Regions from separate parts of the Homo sapiens genome. Here all the other regions are linked to region 1. The links are chromatin contacts, found by Hi-C or POLR2A ChIA-PET in ENCODE. All regions are on one chromosome and are shown on one strand. The core of a region is the stretch at or near the end of the contact, and the rest is flanking DNA. Distances in the headings are between cores, read along the strand shown.

Region 1 (5,142 bases), core at 1,439-3,938:
ACATGTGCCCTCTTTCTAATTTTTTATTTTTTCCGTAGAGACGGGGGTGGTCTCAGTATGTTGCCCAGGCTGGTCTCAAACTCCTGAACTCAAGCAATCCTCCCACCTTGGCCTCCCAAAGTGCTGGGATTACAAGCATGGGCCACCACACCTGGCCTCATAATTTTGTTTACCAGTTGGTATAGGGCTAAGTTTTATAGACAAAATTATATGTACCCTGTAAATATAATTATGTAAAATACGGACAGAGACCAAAGGACATACACACAGGAAAGAAATAGTTAATTGTGTTACAATGATGATATGAGTGTTTTAAAGTATCCACATTATAATTTAGGATTAAAAACCTCTGCTGGGGGCCGGGCCTGGTAGCTCATGCCTATAATCCCAGGACTAGCCTAGGCAACATAGAAAGACCCCATCTCTGCAAACAAACAAACAAAAAACAAACAAACAAATGTCTGTGCTGGCCACTCCCTCTAATACCTATAGGACAAAGTCCAAACTTCCCTGCTGGAAGCCTTATAATGGCCTTCCTTGACCATTATATTAAGACCTTACGAGATTCACAACAGGGAATTTAATTTTAATTTTAATTTTTTTTTTTTGTAGAGAGAGTCTTGATCTGTCACCCAGGCTGGAGTGCAGTGGCATAGATCATGGCACATGCAGCCTTGAAGTCCTGGGCTCAAGCGAACCTCCTGCTTCAGCCTCCTGAATAGCTGGGACTTCAGGTGTGAGCCATCAGGTAGCTAATATATATATTTTTTGAGATGGAGTCTCACTCTGTTGCCCAGGCTGGAGTGCAATGGTGCGATCTAGGCTCGCTGCAACCTCTGCCTCCCAGGTTTAAGCAGTTCTCCTGCCTCAGCCTACCGAGTAGCTAGGAAGGCTAGGTTTTGTTTTGTTTTGTTTTGTTTTTTAGTAGAGACGAGGTTTTGCCATGTTGGCCAGGCTGGTCTCGAACTCCTGGCCTCAAGTGATTCTCCCAAAGTGCTGAGATTACAGGTGTGAGCCACTGCACCTGGCCTGTTTTTCTGTCTTCACCTTGGTTGCCCGTCTGGTTGGTAGCATTCAACAGTGCTGACCCCCTCGTCCTTCTAGAAGTGCAGCATTTCCTGCCTTGGCCTCTGTGACCCTCTCTCTTTTGGATTTCCACCTACCTCTCTGGCATCTATGTCTCAGCCCCTCCACCTTTCACCTGGACCCTGAGGTCAGGCTCCCTTCTGTCCTCTCGGCTGCTGCCAGAGTGAGCTCTTACAGCTTCAGTTTCCTACTTAAATTCCGCCATGTGGATAAAAAGGTACAAACATGCATAGGTATGTCATGAATTAATTACGGTAAAATGATAATTGTAGAACAGAAGTGGTGGAGATATGGGTGTTCACCGCAATTCTTTCAACTTCTTTGTGCTTTGAATTTTTCATAAAATGAGGCTGTGCATGTTGGCTCACGCCTGTAATCCCAGCACTTTGGGAGGCCAAGGTGGGTGGATCACTTGAGGTCAGAAGTTCGAGACCAGCCTGGCCAACATAGTGAAACCCCATCTCTACTAAAAATACAAAAATTAGCTGGGCGTGGCAGTGAGTGCCCGTAATCCCAGCTACTTTGGAGGCTGAGGCAGGAGGATCGCTTGAACCCGGGAAGCGGAGGTTGCTGTGAGCTAAGATCACACCACTGCACTCCAGCCTGGGCGACAGAGCGAGGCTTTGTCTCAAAATAAAAATTATTTTTTCATGAAATGTTGAGGGAAATCTCCTGCAATGATTCTTTTGTCTTTTTTGATAAAATGCAGGCTTCTCTGCCAACACTCTCGTATCCTCTCCACACACATCATCCTAAATGGGGATGTACCCTTGCTGCTCCCAGTACCTGGAACAGGAACATTCTTCTCAGTGTTCTCCAGCCCTCTATGCCCTCTTACTGTTTTATTTTTTAGACAGGGTCTTGCTCTGTCATCCAGGCTGGAGTGCAGTGTCACCATCATGGCTCACTGCAGCCTCGACCTCCCAGGTTCAAGTGATTCTCCTGCCTCAGTCTCCTGAGTATCTGGGATTACAGGTATGCGCTACCATGCACGGCTAGCGAATTTTTTATGGAGACTGGGTCTCACCATATTGCCCAAGCTGGTCTTGAACTCCTGGGCTGAAGCAATCCTCCCGCCTTCTTTAAACTCATCTCATTGATGCCTTCTCCAGGAAGCCTGTGCTGTTCCCTCAGCAAGAGGCTTCTTACCTGATCCCCCACAGCCTCTCCTACAGCTCAGCAACGGTTTATGGAATGAAAGGCCTCTCTTGAAGCTTTGCAGGCACCTGCCTGCCTGAGGTGTTAGCAAATCTGCAGACCCGCCCTGAGGCCATGTGTCTAGTTACCCTGGTCTCTGAATCACAGATGAGCTCTCATTTCTTCCCACAAATAAACCCTGTGACCCTCCACCCTCTACTCAGAGAACCCGCCCTCAGGTAGTTCCCTGTTTGTGACATACACACACTTAGCCCTGAGGCTGGACTGACAGGCCGACCTGGCTGGTGGACTCCAGCCCAAGCCTGCCAGCTGCCTGCCGGGGTGGGGGCCTTGGCGGGAGAGGACGGGGCCGGGTGGGGAGGAAGGCGGGGCCTGAGGCTGTGCGAGGCGAGTCGGTGTGTCCCTGGCTGGGACGGAAGTTGCACCACAAGTACAATTAGTTTCAGTTTTGTTTCTTTTCCAGGCACCCAGCAACGGCGGCCTCCAGGCCTCAGGCCCCCTCACCATCCTAGAGGTCAAGATCAGCTCTGGCTAGGTAAGGGGTGGGGGGCGGCACAGCTATAGGAAGGACCGAGCGGAGGGAGTAGGGGGAGGGGAGTGGAGAGAGAGCGCGGGAGGAGGAGGAAGGGAAGGAAAGGGAGGGCGTGAAGAGGCACCCGGAAGGCAGGAGGAGAGGGCAGGAGGGAAACTGCACTCGCCTCCCTCCCGCTCCGTGGCCACAGGTCCCCGCAAGAAAGACCCCGTCCCACTCTCTGAGGTCTCCTCCCAGCTCCAGAAAAGGGGACATTCCACCTAGTCTGCCCAACAAGTAGGTCTCAGCCACTGTGCCAGGAGCTCGGGACTCCCTCCCTCCAGAGGTTTCTGGAATGCATTCAGCAGGAAAAGCTAAAAGAACAGGACTCCAGGAGATAAGCCAAGGCCAAGTCTATCAGAGGGTGAGCCAGCAGCGGGAAGGGGACCAGCCCTTCCCCTAGCGTTTTTTCTGCCCGCTCCAGAATCCGCTTTAGAAACTGTTAAATGCAGAAAGTGGGGCCTCCACCACCCGCGATGCTGCCCCAGGTCTAGCAGAAGACAGGTGTAAGGCCAGGCGGGTGCGGTGGCTCATGCCTGTAATCCTAATGCTTTGGGAAGGCCGAGACGGGAGGATAGCCTGAGGCCAGGAGTTGGAGACCAGCCTGGGCAACATAGCAAGACCCCATCTCTACAAAAAGTGATAATTTTTAAAAAATGGGCTGGCTGGGCCCCTGGGCATGGTGGCTCACGCCTATAATCCCAGCACTTTGGGAGACCGAGGAGGGCGGATCACCTGAGGTCAGGAGTTCAAGACCAGCCTGGCCAATAGGGCCAAACTCCATTTCTACTAAACATACAAAAATTAGCCGGGTGTGATGGTGCGCACCTGTAATCACAGCTACTCGGGAGGCTGAGGCAGGAGAATCACTTGAACCTGGCAGGTGGAGGTGGCAGTGAGCCAAGATCGCACCACTGCACTCCAGCCTGGGCAACAGAGTGAGACTCTGTCTCAAAAAAAAAAAAAAAAAAAAAAAAGGCTGGGCATGGTGGCACATGCCTGTACTCCCAACTACTCAAAAGACTTGAGTCTAGGAGTTTGAGGCTGCAGTGAACTACGATCACGCCACTGCACTCCAGCCTGGGTGACAGAGGGTGACCCTATTGCTAAAAACTAAAATAAAATAAAAAGAAGGCAGGTGTATGGGGCTTGGAGGATTAAAGCCCCCTAAGCTACTGCAAGATCCTACCCCAACTGGCAGGACCTAGGCATCTCTGCCCACTGGGATCCCCGTCTGTGTCCTTACTGCCTGCTCCTCGCACCCTGGCACCCTATACAGCAGGACCCCAGTACCTGTGCACACAGGAGGGCTTCCACCATGTTTGCCACAAGGCCTGTGGACTGGGGACACTGAGGATTCGATTATTAGCTAAGGCCAGGGACTCCTGGTCTTGTCAGTTCTCACAGGTCTGACCCAACAAGTAGCACTGACATTTTTACGTTTGCTGGATGTACACACGGAAGTGGAGGAGGAGGAGGAGAAGGAGGAGGGCAGCTCCTTAGCTCAAGAGCAAGTGGCCCAAGGCCTCAGAAGACTAGAAGGAAGTTCCTGGCCATTCAGGTGAGACCTCAGGTTCCTTCCCGGCCATTTGGGTCAGCCCCTAGCCCTGGGGATCCGTGGGGCTTGAGGACGGGCGGTAGAAGCTAGAGGGTGAGCTGGTGAAGGTGCCTTCTCAACTCTGATCCTGACGCCTCTGCCTGCAGCATGGTTTCCCACGGGTCCTCGCCCTCCCTCCTGGAGGCCCTGAGCAGCGACTTCCTGGCCTGTAAAATCTGCCTGGAGCAGCTGCGGGCACCCAAGACACTGCCCTGCCTGCATACCTACTGCCAAGACTGCCTGGCACAGCTGGCGGATGGCGGCCGCGTCCGCTGCCCCGAGTGCCGCGAGACAGTGCCTGTGCCGCCCGAGGGTGTGGCCTCCTTCAAGACCAACTTCTTCGTCAATGGGCTGCTGGACCTGGTGAAGGCCCGGGCCTGTGGAGACCTGCGTGCCGGGAAGCCAGCCTGTGCCCTGTGTCCCCTGGTGGGTGGCACCAGCACCGGGGGGCCGGCCACGGCCCGGTGCCTGGACTGTGCCGATGACTTGTGCCAGGCCTGTGCCGACGGGCACCGCTGCACCCGCCAGACCCACACCCACCGCGTGGTGGACCTGGTGGGCTACAGGGCCGGGTGGTATGATGAGGAGGCCCGGGAGCGCCAAGCGGCCCAGTGTCCCCAGCACCCCGGGGAGGCACTGCGCTTCCTGTGCCAGCCCTGCTCACAGTTGCTGTGCAGAGAGTGCCGCCTAGACCCCCACCTGGACCACCCCTGCCTGCCTCTGGCTGAAG
Region 2 (5,142 bases), core at 1,145-3,644, 360 kb before region 1:
TGGAGGCGATTTACCTGTTTTCGCACCTACCATCAGGGACAGGATGACCTGGATAACTTAGGTGGCAAGCTGTGACTTCTCCAGGTCTCACGGGCATGGGCACTCCCTTGGTGGCAAGAGCCCCCTTGACACCGGGGTGGTGGGAACCATGAAGACAGGATGGGGGCTGGCCTCTGGCTCTCATGGGGTCCAAGTTTTGTGTATTCTTCAACCTCATTGACAAGAACTGAAACCACCAATATGACTCTTGGCTTTTCTGTTTTCTGGGAACCTCCAAATCCCCTGGCTCTGTCCCACTCCTGGCAGCAGTGCAGCAGGTCCAGGTCCGGGAAACGAGGGGTGGAGGGGGCTGGGCCCTACGTGCTGTCTCACACAGCCTGTCTGACCTCTCGACCCTACCGGGCCTGAGGCCACAAGCTCTGCCTACGCTGGTCAATAAGGTGGCTCCATTCAAGGCCTCACCGCAGTAAGGCAGCTGCCAACCCTGCCCAGGGCAAGGCTGCAGTGCGCTGAGATTGTCATCAAGGAGAGGGAGGCCAGAGGACGGGTCCTTTTGGGAGTTTTGGGGGCTGGTAACAGCTGCCAACCCTGGTCACTGGCCCTTGTTAATTTCTGCCTCTTCTTTGGTCTCTTCGGCTGATGCCACACTCCCAGCATCAGCCTTCCGCCTCAATGCACATCCTCGCTAAGTCCAGCTGCCTCCTTTACTCACCTGGGGACTGTCACCATGAATACTCGCCTCTGAAATTCACAAAAGGGGCGGTACACACAGGTGCGGTTGGAGCCACCTCTATAAACAGCATCTGCTCGGGGACAAGGGCCACTCTAGGTGGTCCATTTATATATTTGTGATTTTGTTTGTTTGTTTGTTTTTAGTGACAGTGTCTTGCTCTGTTGCCCAGGCTGGAGTGCAGTGGTGCAATCATGGGTCACTGCAGCCTCAAACTCCTGGGCTCAAGCAATCCTCTAGTCCCAGCCTCATGAGTAGATGTGACTAAAGGCATGCATCGCCATGCCCTGCTAATTTTTAAATTATTTTTATCTTATTTTTTTTAGAGATGGGGTCTTGCTATGTTGCCCAGGCTGGTCTCAAACTCTGGGTTCAAGTGATCCTCCCTCCTTAGCCTCCCAAAGTGCTGGGATTATAGGTGTGAGCCATTGCGCCTGGTTTATTCCTTCTACCTAATCCCTACCTGCTCCTTTACTCCCCTGGGGTGGGGGACATGGAACAAATGAACTCTACTTCCACTCTTGATTTCTACTTCTCATTTTCCCCTTTACTCTGACCACAACTTCAGATTCCTTCTCAAAAATAATGCTTCAGCGGGAAAGGACCACTGAGGAGGGACCTGTGCAGACAGCAAAAGCTGTCATAAAACTGTATGGGAGGCCAGGCACGGTGGCTCATGCCTGTAATCCCAGCACTTTGGGAGGCTGAGGTGGGTGGATCATCTGAGGTCAGGTGTTTGAGACCAGCCTGGCCAACGTGGTGAAACCCCATGTCTACTAAAAATACAAAAAATTAGCCGGGTGTGGTGGTGGGCTCCTGTAATCCCAGCTATTCTGGAGGCTGAGGCAGGAGAATCACTGAACCTGGGAGGCGGAGGTTGCAGTGAGCCGAGGTCGTGCCACTGGACTCCAGCCTGGGCGACAAGAGCGAAACTCTGTCTCAAAAACAAAACAAAAACAAACAAACAAAAACAACTGTATGGGACCCCGATCCTGGTTGTTATCCCATATGTGAGGGCCGGTCTTTCTGCTTGTATCATCAACTGTAGAGAAGTCAGCCTGTGTTCCCCTGCACATATGCAAACGGGAGAGAATGTTTTGCAATCCGCAGCAGGAAAAATTACGGGAAGGTTTTGGAGGTTGGAGGGTACTTGACAGGTGTGTAGGGAGCGGGGCGGTAGGTGTGGAGCTGGGATGCGAGGAGTCGCCAAAGGGGAGGACCCAAGAGAATTTTCCCTCTGTTCTAACCGGCTCGTGGGCTACAGTGCCCTCTTCAGGTCTTACTAGGAACTGCTAGAGAAACCTACAAGCGATAGATCCTTAGGGCTCTGACCTTGTACATTTCTTTTCTTTTCTTTTCTTTTCTTTTTTTTCAATGGAGTCTCACTCTGTCACTCAGGCTGGAGTGCAGTGGCGCGATCTCGGCTCACTGCAACCTCCGCCTCCCGGGTTCAAGCGATTCTCCTGCCTCAGCCTCCCGAGTAGCTGGGACTACAGACGCCTGCTAACACACCTGGCTAATTTTTTGTATTTTTAGTAGAGATGGAGTTTCACCAGGTCGACCAGGCTGGTCTCAAACTCCTGAGCTCAGAGGATCCGCCCACCTCGGCCTCCCAAAGTGTTGGGTTTACAGGCGTGAGCCACCGCGCCCGGCTGTGACCTTGTACATTTCAATACACATTTATATTGTGGTTTCCACAGATGGCATTTGATTCTTGCACCAGGAATGCTGTGAGTCAGTAAAGGAGAAATCTCCCTCTTAGGCTGCTGACATCGGAGCTAAGAGGCTTGTTCTTAAGCCGAAGGAATCTGGCTAATAAGAGACTGAGCTAGAACCTGAGCACAGGATTTAGGACTCCTAATCCCAAAGGCTGTCCACCTCTTAGCCTGATTTGTAGTCTAAGGCTCAAACATCTCATCAATGAGCAACCCGCTTTTGCCTCCCTCCTCTCCGTCTGCAGGATTCAGGGTCACTGATCTTATTCCACAACTGTCTTCAGACTTCTCACTGCTTTCAGTTTCTAAAATATAATAAAAAAATAGTAATTTTCAACCAGATGTTGTGGCTCACGCCTGTAATCCCAGCACTTTGGGAGGCTGAGGTGGGAGGATCCCTTGAGCTCAGGAGTTTGAGACCACCCTGGGCAACATAGTGAGACCCCCATCTCTACAAAAAAATTTAAACATTAGCTGGATGTGGTGGCATGCAGCTGTAGTGCCAGCTACTCAGGAGGCTGAGGTGGGAGAATCACTCAAGCCTGGGAGGTTGAGGCTGCAGTGAGCTGTGATCACACCACTGCATTCTAGCCTGGGTGACAGAGCAAGATCCCATCCCCTCCCCCACAAAAAGAGTAGTTATCAAACCTGAACTGTCTGACCACTCCTGGGATGGATGTGAGAGGCAAGTACGTTAGAAACATTTAAAACATTTATTCCAAGTTTATAGAATGGCTACTGTGAACCAAGCCTTTGCACTAAGTGCTAGGAGACATGAAATGACACTCATAGCCCAGTGGCCAGTGGGCAGCCTCCTGGGGGCAAAAAAAGGCACACATTAATTCATTTTATTTTATTTATTTATTTTTTGAGACAGGGTCTTGTTGTGTCACCCAGGCTGGAGGGCAGTGGCACAATCTCAGCTCACTGCAACCTCCACCTCCTGGGTTCAAGCAATTCTTGTGCCTCAGCCTCCCGAGTAGCTGGGATTACAGGCACATGCCACCACACCCGGCTAGTTTGTGTGTGTGTGTTTGTGTTTTTTTGTTTGTTTGTTTTTGTTTTGTTTTTTGGTAGAGATGGGGTTTCTCCATGTTGGCCAGCCTGGTCTCGAACTCCTGATCTCAGGTGATCCACTCATCAGTCTCCCAAAATGCTGGGATTACATGCATGAGCCACTGCACCTGGCCTTGACGCACATTAATTCAGACGTAGTCATTTTGGTATGGGACTGAGTGCTAAGCTGTGCAATGCCAAGAGGCCGGGGAAGGGAAGAACCACAGGATTTAGAAGAACTAAGCGAGGCCCAGAGTCTGTGCTGAGAGGCAGATTCCCAAGGAGGGTGTTGCCAGATTTCAGAGGTTCTTCGAGTGCAGGCCAGGAAAGGAACTTTCCTCTGAACTGTGATCATGGTTATAATTAACAACACATTCAATCTGTGGCATCTGCATGCTGCGATTCTCACCCGAACTCCACGAAGCAGGAATACAATGAGTATCATCCCCATTTGTCAGATGGGGAACTAAGTTCTGCTGGAAAGTGACAGAGCCAACACTTTTGACTTTCTGGTGGGGACAGGAGCCAGCAAAGCCTAGTTCTGAGTCAAGGGGTTACATAATTGTTTAAAGATGATGCCTTCTGTTTGTAGAGAGCTTGGCTATTTACATGAAAAGCATGTGATTTCCTGGCATGCTTTTCATTTGCTCTCCTAACGCCAAGAGGAAGGCAGGGATGATGGAGGGTCCCCATTTTGCAGAGGAGGAAACTGAGGCCCAAAGAGATTATGGGCCTTGCCCAGGTCATAAAACACGGAGATGGGGCTGGACGAAGTGGCTCATACTAGTAATCCCAGCACTTTGGGAGACTGAGGCAGGAGGAGGGCTTGAGCACAAGAGTTCCAGACTGGCCCCAGAAACATAGGGAGACCCTGTCTCTAAAAAAAATTTTAAAGCAGTGGGGCATGATGGTGTGCACCTGTAGGCCCAGCAGAAGCAGGAGGGATCACTTGAACCCAGGGATTTGAGACTGCATTGAGCTATGATTGCAGCGCTGCACTCCAGCCAGGGTGACAGAGCAAGACCCTGGCTCAAAAGAGAGAAAAAAAAAAAGTCCGGGTGTGGTAGCTCAAGTCTGTAATCCCTGCACTTTGGGAGGCCAAGGTGGGTGGATCACTTGAGGTCAGGAATTTGAGACCAGCCTGGCCAACATGGTGAAACCCCATCTCTACTAAAATTACAAACATTAGCCAGGTGTGGTGGTGCATGCCTGTAATCCCAGCTACTTGGGAGGCAGAGGCACGAGGATTGCTTGAACCTGGGAGGCAGAGGTTGCAGTGAGCTGAGAGATCGAGTCACTGCACTCCATCTTGAGCAACAAGAGCGAGACTCCGTCTCAAAAAGAAAAAAAAAAGAGAGAGAGAGAGAGTCCCTTTTCTCTCTGACCCAGGATCACCAGGGAGAGGAAAGAGAAGAGATGGAGTGAATGAGACAGCTGTGGTCAGCAAGGCGTGTCCATCTTCCACGACCGACTCCTTCCCATTCAATCCCCTGCCTTGGGATCCTGCTTCTTCCCTGCATAGGCAGAAAGTACCTACCAACTTCCCTTCTTCCCAACTCCCTGCTCTGAGTACTGCGCTAGGAGCCAACTCAGCCACCTCCTGCAGCCCCAGCTCTCCATCTTAACTGCAGCCTCTCGCTC
Region 3 (5,142 bases), core at 1,063-3,562, 310 kb after region 1:
TTTTAGTAGAAACAGGGTTTCACCATGTTGGCCAGGCTGGTCTCAAACTCCTGACCTCAAGTGATCCTCCCGCCTCGGCCTCCCAAAGTACTGGGATTACAGGCGTGAGCCACCATGCCTGGCCCTTTTTCTTTTCAGCCTTGGACTTAGCGACTGAGTAGCTCCTCTTGTACATTGCCTTTCTGGAACACATAGCAGATCAGGAATATCTACCAATTCCTCTGACAAGGACAGGATTTTGGCCGCCATGGGGCTTCCCCTTCTTGGGCTTTTTAGCCTTGAGGTGACCGTTTTTCACCTTGCCACCAGAATCAGCCTTCTTGGCTTCAGGTTTCCTCAGTATCCGTCTTAACATTTTCACCCACTGTCTTGCAAGATGGGAAAGAGCGGGTTTTGACCGAATGGGTATGAAGTGGTATCTCATTGTGGTTTTGATTTGTCTTTTCCTAATGATTAGTGATGTTGAACATCTTTTTAGGTGCTTGCTGGCCATTTGTATATCTTCCTTGGAGAAATTTCTATTATTAAGCTGTTAGCCCTGTTTTGAATTGGGTTGTTTCTATATTGTTGTTGAGTTGTAGGAGTTCCTTATGTATCTGGATATTAACCCTTTATCAGATGTATGATTTGCACATTTTTTTTTTTTTTTTTTTTGAGATGGAGTCTCACTCTGAAGCCCATGCTAGAGTGCAGCGGCTCAGTCTTGGCTCACTGCAACCTCTGCCTCTGGGGCTCAAGCGATTCTCCTGCCTCAGCCTCCTGAGCAGCTGGGACTACAGGCATGCACCACCATGTCCAGCTATTTTTTTTGTATTTTATTTTATTTTTTGAGATGGAGTTTTTCTCTTGTTGCCCAGGCTGGAGTGCAATGGCGCGATCTTGGCTCACGGCAACCTCTGCTACCCGGGTTCAAGAAATTCTCGTGCCTCAGCCTCTCGAGTAGCTGATTACAGGCATGCGCCACCATGCCCAGCTAATTATGTACTTTTAGTAGAGACGAGGTTTCTCCATGTTGGGCAGGCTGGTCTCGAACTCCCAACCTCAGGTGATCCGCCCATCTCGGCCTCCCAAAGTGCTGGGATTACAGGCGTGAGCCACCGCGTCTGGCAATTTTTTGTATTTTAGTAGAGATGGGGTTTCACCGTGTTGCCCAGGTGGTCTTGAACTCCAGAGCCCAGGAGATTTCCCCACCTCTTCTTGTATTCTGTGAGTTGCCTTTTCACTCTGTTGATTGGATCTTTCGATGCACAGAAATTTTTACTTTTGATGTAACTTAATTTATTGATATCTCTTTTTTTCTCCTGTTGGCTGGGCTTTTTTTGGGTGTCATAGCCAAGAAATCATTGCCAATCTAGTGTCATGAAGCTTTTAAGAGTTTTAGACCTTTTAGGTCTCATGTTAAGGGTTTTTTTTTTTTTTTTTTTTTTTTTTTGAGACAAAGTCTCATTCTGTCATCCAGGCTAGGGTGCAGTGGCACAATCTCAGCTCGCTGCAACCTGCCTTCTGGGTTCAAGCGATTCTCCTGCCTCAGCCTCCCGAGTAGCTGGAATTACAGGTGTGTGCCACCTGTAATGGGGTTTCACCGTGTTGGCCAGGCTGGTCTTGAACTCCTGACCTCAAGCGATCTGCCCGCCTCGGCCTCTCAATGTGCTAGGATTACAGATGTGAGGCACTGAGCCTGGCTTTAGTTTTGTTTTGGTGAGACAGGGTCTTGCTCTGTTGTTCAGGCTGGAGGGCAGTAGTGCAATCATAGCTCACTGCAGCCTCAAACTCCTGGGCTCAAGCCATCCACCCACCTCTGCCTCCTGAGTAGCTGGGACTACAGGCATGCACTACCATGCCTGGCTACTTTTTAAATTTTTTGAGAAATGGGATCTTGCTATATTGTCCAGGCTGGTCTCAAACTCTTGGCCTCAAGTAATCCTCCAGCCTCAGGCTCTCAAAGCATTCAGATTACAGATGTGAGCCACCATGCCTGGCCTGGAGCCACTTTTAAAGAAGCCACCAGCTTTAGGGCATGGAAGTGGATGGAGAAGGGAGATATTTCTAAAAATTTCTTGGAAATATCTGGTGAGGTCTCAGGGATTCCGAGGCTGGGAAGCTCAGTGGGCTGTGCAACCGGTCCAGGCTGTGTGGGGAGGGGGCCTTGCCTGTGGGCCTCCCGGGGACCTCAGAATTCTTTGCTCCTCTCTCCTCCCACTGTGGCTTTAGAGATCCTTTCCCTCTCTAGGTCTACTCTTTGGCCTGTGCCCTTTGCCTCTGGCCTGACCTGCTAACCAAAGCCTTCTGTTCTGAGGTCAGCCGCTGCCTGGCTGTGGTAACAGGAGCCTCAGGGGAACAGAGCAGCGGAAGGAAAGGGGGATGGGGAGGGCCCCAGCCCTTGAAGCTGAGCAGATGGCAAAGAAAAACATGGCCTGTTTGCCTCTCTGGGGTGTCCGGTTCTGGGGGCAAGGCAGGAGTTTCTCTGGTCTCAGTTTATTCACACATGACTGTGCGTGGGAGCATATAGGGGGGTGTGGGTCACCCCCTTTTTGCTGGAAGCATCCGGGCCTGGCCGGGATTCTATTTTTTTTATTTTTTTTAAAAAGTGTTCCTGGGGCCTGATTGTATCTGATCTGTGAATTCATCTTGGGCAAGGGCTGTGATATACTCCTGGGCCCGTATCCTAGGACCTAGAGAAGGTCCTATTGGATGACAGCTGGAGCCAGGAAATTTCAGAAGCAAACTAGAGTCTTCATGTTTCTCATTTAGTCCTTCTAGGTCTTCTCTATGGTTCTCTGGAAGGAGACATTGATCTCTGCATTTGGACCCTATTTTTATTATTATTTATTTTTGAGACGGAGTCTCACTCTTCTGCCCAGGCTGGAGTGCAGTGGCACGATCTCAGCTCACTGCAACCTCCACCTCCCAGGTTCAAAGAGATTCTCCTGCCTCCCGAGTAGCTGGGACTACAGGCGTGTGCCACCACGCCCGGCTAATTTTTCTATTTTTAGTAGAGACGGGGTATCACCATGTCAGTCAGGCTGGTCTCAAACTCCTGACCTCAAATGATCTGCCCACCTCGGTCTTCCAAAGTGCTGGGGTTATAGGCATGAGCCACCATGCCAAGCCTTTCTTTTCTTTTCTTTTCTTTTCTTTTCTTTTCTTTTTTTTCTGTAGAGATGTGGTCTTGCTATGTTGCTCAGGCTGATCTTGAATTCCTGGTCTCAAGTGATCCTCCCGCCTCAGCTTCCTAAAGTGCTGGGATTACAGGCATGAGCCACAGCACCTGGCCTGGAAGTGCATTCTCAGAGTCCAGCAGGGCAGTGTGTGTTCTTCGAGGCAGGGAAGTGTATGGGCCTGAGACATCAGTGGATGCAAATGGCTAAGGAAAGAGGTCATTCTGGCAGAGGAGGGAGAAGTTGCTAGAGATTTCACTGCAGAGGTGTGACGGGGCTGGGCCGTGAGGGTGGCGGGTGCACAGGCAGGAGGGTTACTCCAGGTTGCAGGAAAACAGCAGGAGTGAAGGTACATGAGGGCCATGAGTCTGGCCTGTTGGGGCAGTGTGCATCTACCTCCTGCCCCCCAGCTATAGGCACCGGTTCCTTTTTCCATCTGTTGTTATGAGCAGGTGCCTTCCGTACCAGCTAGGGAACAAGTATCCAACAACCAGGCTTTTTTTTTTTTTTTTTTTTTTAAGATGGAGTCTCACTCTGTCATCTAGGCTGGACTGTAGTGGTGCCATCTCAGCTCACTGCAACCTCCGCCTCCCGGGTTCAAGCAATTCTCCTGCCTCAGCCTCCTGAGTAGCTAGGATTACTGGTGCCCACCACCATACCTGGCTAATTTTTGTATTTTTAGTAGAGATGGGGTTTCACCACATTGGCCAGGCTAGTGTCAAACTCCTGACCTCGAGTGATCCACCCGCCTCAGCCTCCCAAAGTGCTGGGACTACAGGGATGAGCCATTGCACCTGGCCAAAAACCAGGCTTTTTGGTGATGGCTGGGAACCCAGAAAGGGTGACAGTCATTTGTGATCCAATTCCTAGTTGTCTGAAATGTGCCTCCCTCCACCGCATGGCCTCACCACTGATAGCTTGGTCACCTATCAGCTGTGTGGTCTGGGCTTGCCACGGGTGGGACGCAGGAGAGTGGCCCTCAAAGATAGGTAAGTCCTAATCCCTGCAACCTGTGAATATGCTACTTTACATGGTAAAAGGGACTGTTCAGATGTAAACAAAATAAGGATCTTTTTTACATTTTCAATAAAAAAATGTTTTTTTGTTTTTTTTTTTTTTGAGATGGAGTCTCGCTCTATTGCCCAGGCTGGAGTGCAGTGGCACAATCTCAGCTCACTGCAACCCCCACCTTCTGGGTTCAAGCAGTTCTCCTGCCTCAGCCTCCCAGTAGCTGAGATTACAGGCGTGTGCCACCATGCCCAGCTAATTCTTTTGTAATTTTAGTACAGACAGGGTATATTAGTCAGAGTTTTCTAGAGGGACAGAACTAATAGGATATATGTATATGGGAGTTTGTTAAGGAGTATTAACTCCTGAATTAACACGATCACAAGGTCTCACAATAGGCCATCTGCAAGCTGAGGAGCAAGGAAGCCAGTCTGAGTCCCAAAGCTGAAGAAATTGGAGTTGGATGTTTCAGGGCAGGAAGCATCCAGCACGGGAGAAAGATGTGGGCTGGGAGGCTAGGCCAGTCTAGCCTTTTCACATTTTTCTACCTGCTTTATATTCTAGCTGCACTGGCAGCTGATGAGATGGTGCCCACCCAGATTGAGGGTGGGTCTGCCTTTCCCAGCCCACTGACTCAAACTGACAACATCTTCACAGACACACCCAGGATCAATACTTTGCATCCTTCAATCCAATCAAGTTGACACTCAGTATTAACCATCACACAGGGTTTCATCATGTTGGCTGGGCTGGTCTTGAACTCCTGACCTCAGATGATCCACCTACCTCAGCCTCCCAAAGTGCTGGGATTACAGGTGTGAGCCACTGTGCCTGGCCAATTTTTAATTTATTTTAGAGACAGGGTCTCACTCTGTCACCCAGGCTGGAGTGCAGTGGTGTGATCCTAGCTCACTACAGCCTCAAACTTCTGGGCTCCAGGGATCCTCCCACTTCAGCTTCCTGAGTAGCTGCGACT

The links. Hi-C counts contacts between places; a loop is a spot of excess contacts on that map. ChIA-PET counts read pairs that join two places held with the same protein, here RNA polymerase II (POLR2A). Pooled maps may share reads with other maps.
Region 2: POLR2A ChIA-PET joins it to region 1 with 12 read pairs in Caco-2. The contact joins the enhancer-like site here to the promoter of TRIM56 in region 1. A Hi-C loop is called at or near these places in 2 of 50 pooled maps. POLR2A ChIA-PET finds 5 or more read pairs at or near these places in 4 of 52 experiments (Caco-2, WTC11, activated CD4-positive, alpha-beta T cell and 1 more).
Region 3: a loop to region 1 is called in a pooled map, with 4 times the contacts of the local background. The contact joins the enhancer-like site here to the promoter of TRIM56 in region 1. A Hi-C loop is called at or near these places in 2 of 50 pooled maps. POLR2A ChIA-PET finds 5 or more read pairs at or near these places in 4 of 52 experiments (HEK293, K562, WTC11 and 1 more).

The regions. Positions count from the first base shown.
Region 1 is chr7:101,082,793-101,087,934 of GRCh38, forward strand. TRIM56 (tripartite motif containing 56) reads left to right here and starts at 2,689. Exons shown (of 3, transcript NM_030961.3): 1 at 2,689-2,779; 2 at 4,214-4,376; 3 at 4,520-5,142. The coding sequence starts at 4,521. RefSeq lists enhancers at 1,046-1,546, 2,250-2,299, 4,381-5,021, 5,022-5,142.
Region 2 is chr7:100,723,462-100,728,603 of GRCh38, forward strand. EPO (erythropoietin) reads left to right here. Exons shown (of 5, transcript NM_000799.4): 5 at 1-239. Among named protein-coding and RNA genes, the nearest start is that of EPO, 5.6 kb to the left of the region's middle. RefSeq lists a silencer at 1,370-1,604 and an enhancer at 1,756-1,935. Within about 2 kb of position 2,395, at least 5 of the 41 ENCODE cell types and tissues checked have a DNase peak (open chromatin) inside an H3K27ac peak, as active enhancers do.
Region 3 is chr7:101,388,744-101,393,885 of GRCh38, forward strand. The region is part of intron 1 of COL26A1 (collagen type XXVI alpha 1 chain); the gene reads left to right. Among named protein-coding and RNA genes, the nearest start is that of COL26A1, 28 kb to the left of the region's middle. RefSeq lists enhancers at 2,205-2,499, 2,463-2,582. Within about 2 kb of position 2,313, at least 4 of the 41 ENCODE cell types and tissues checked have a DNase peak (open chromatin) inside an H3K27ac peak, as active enhancers do.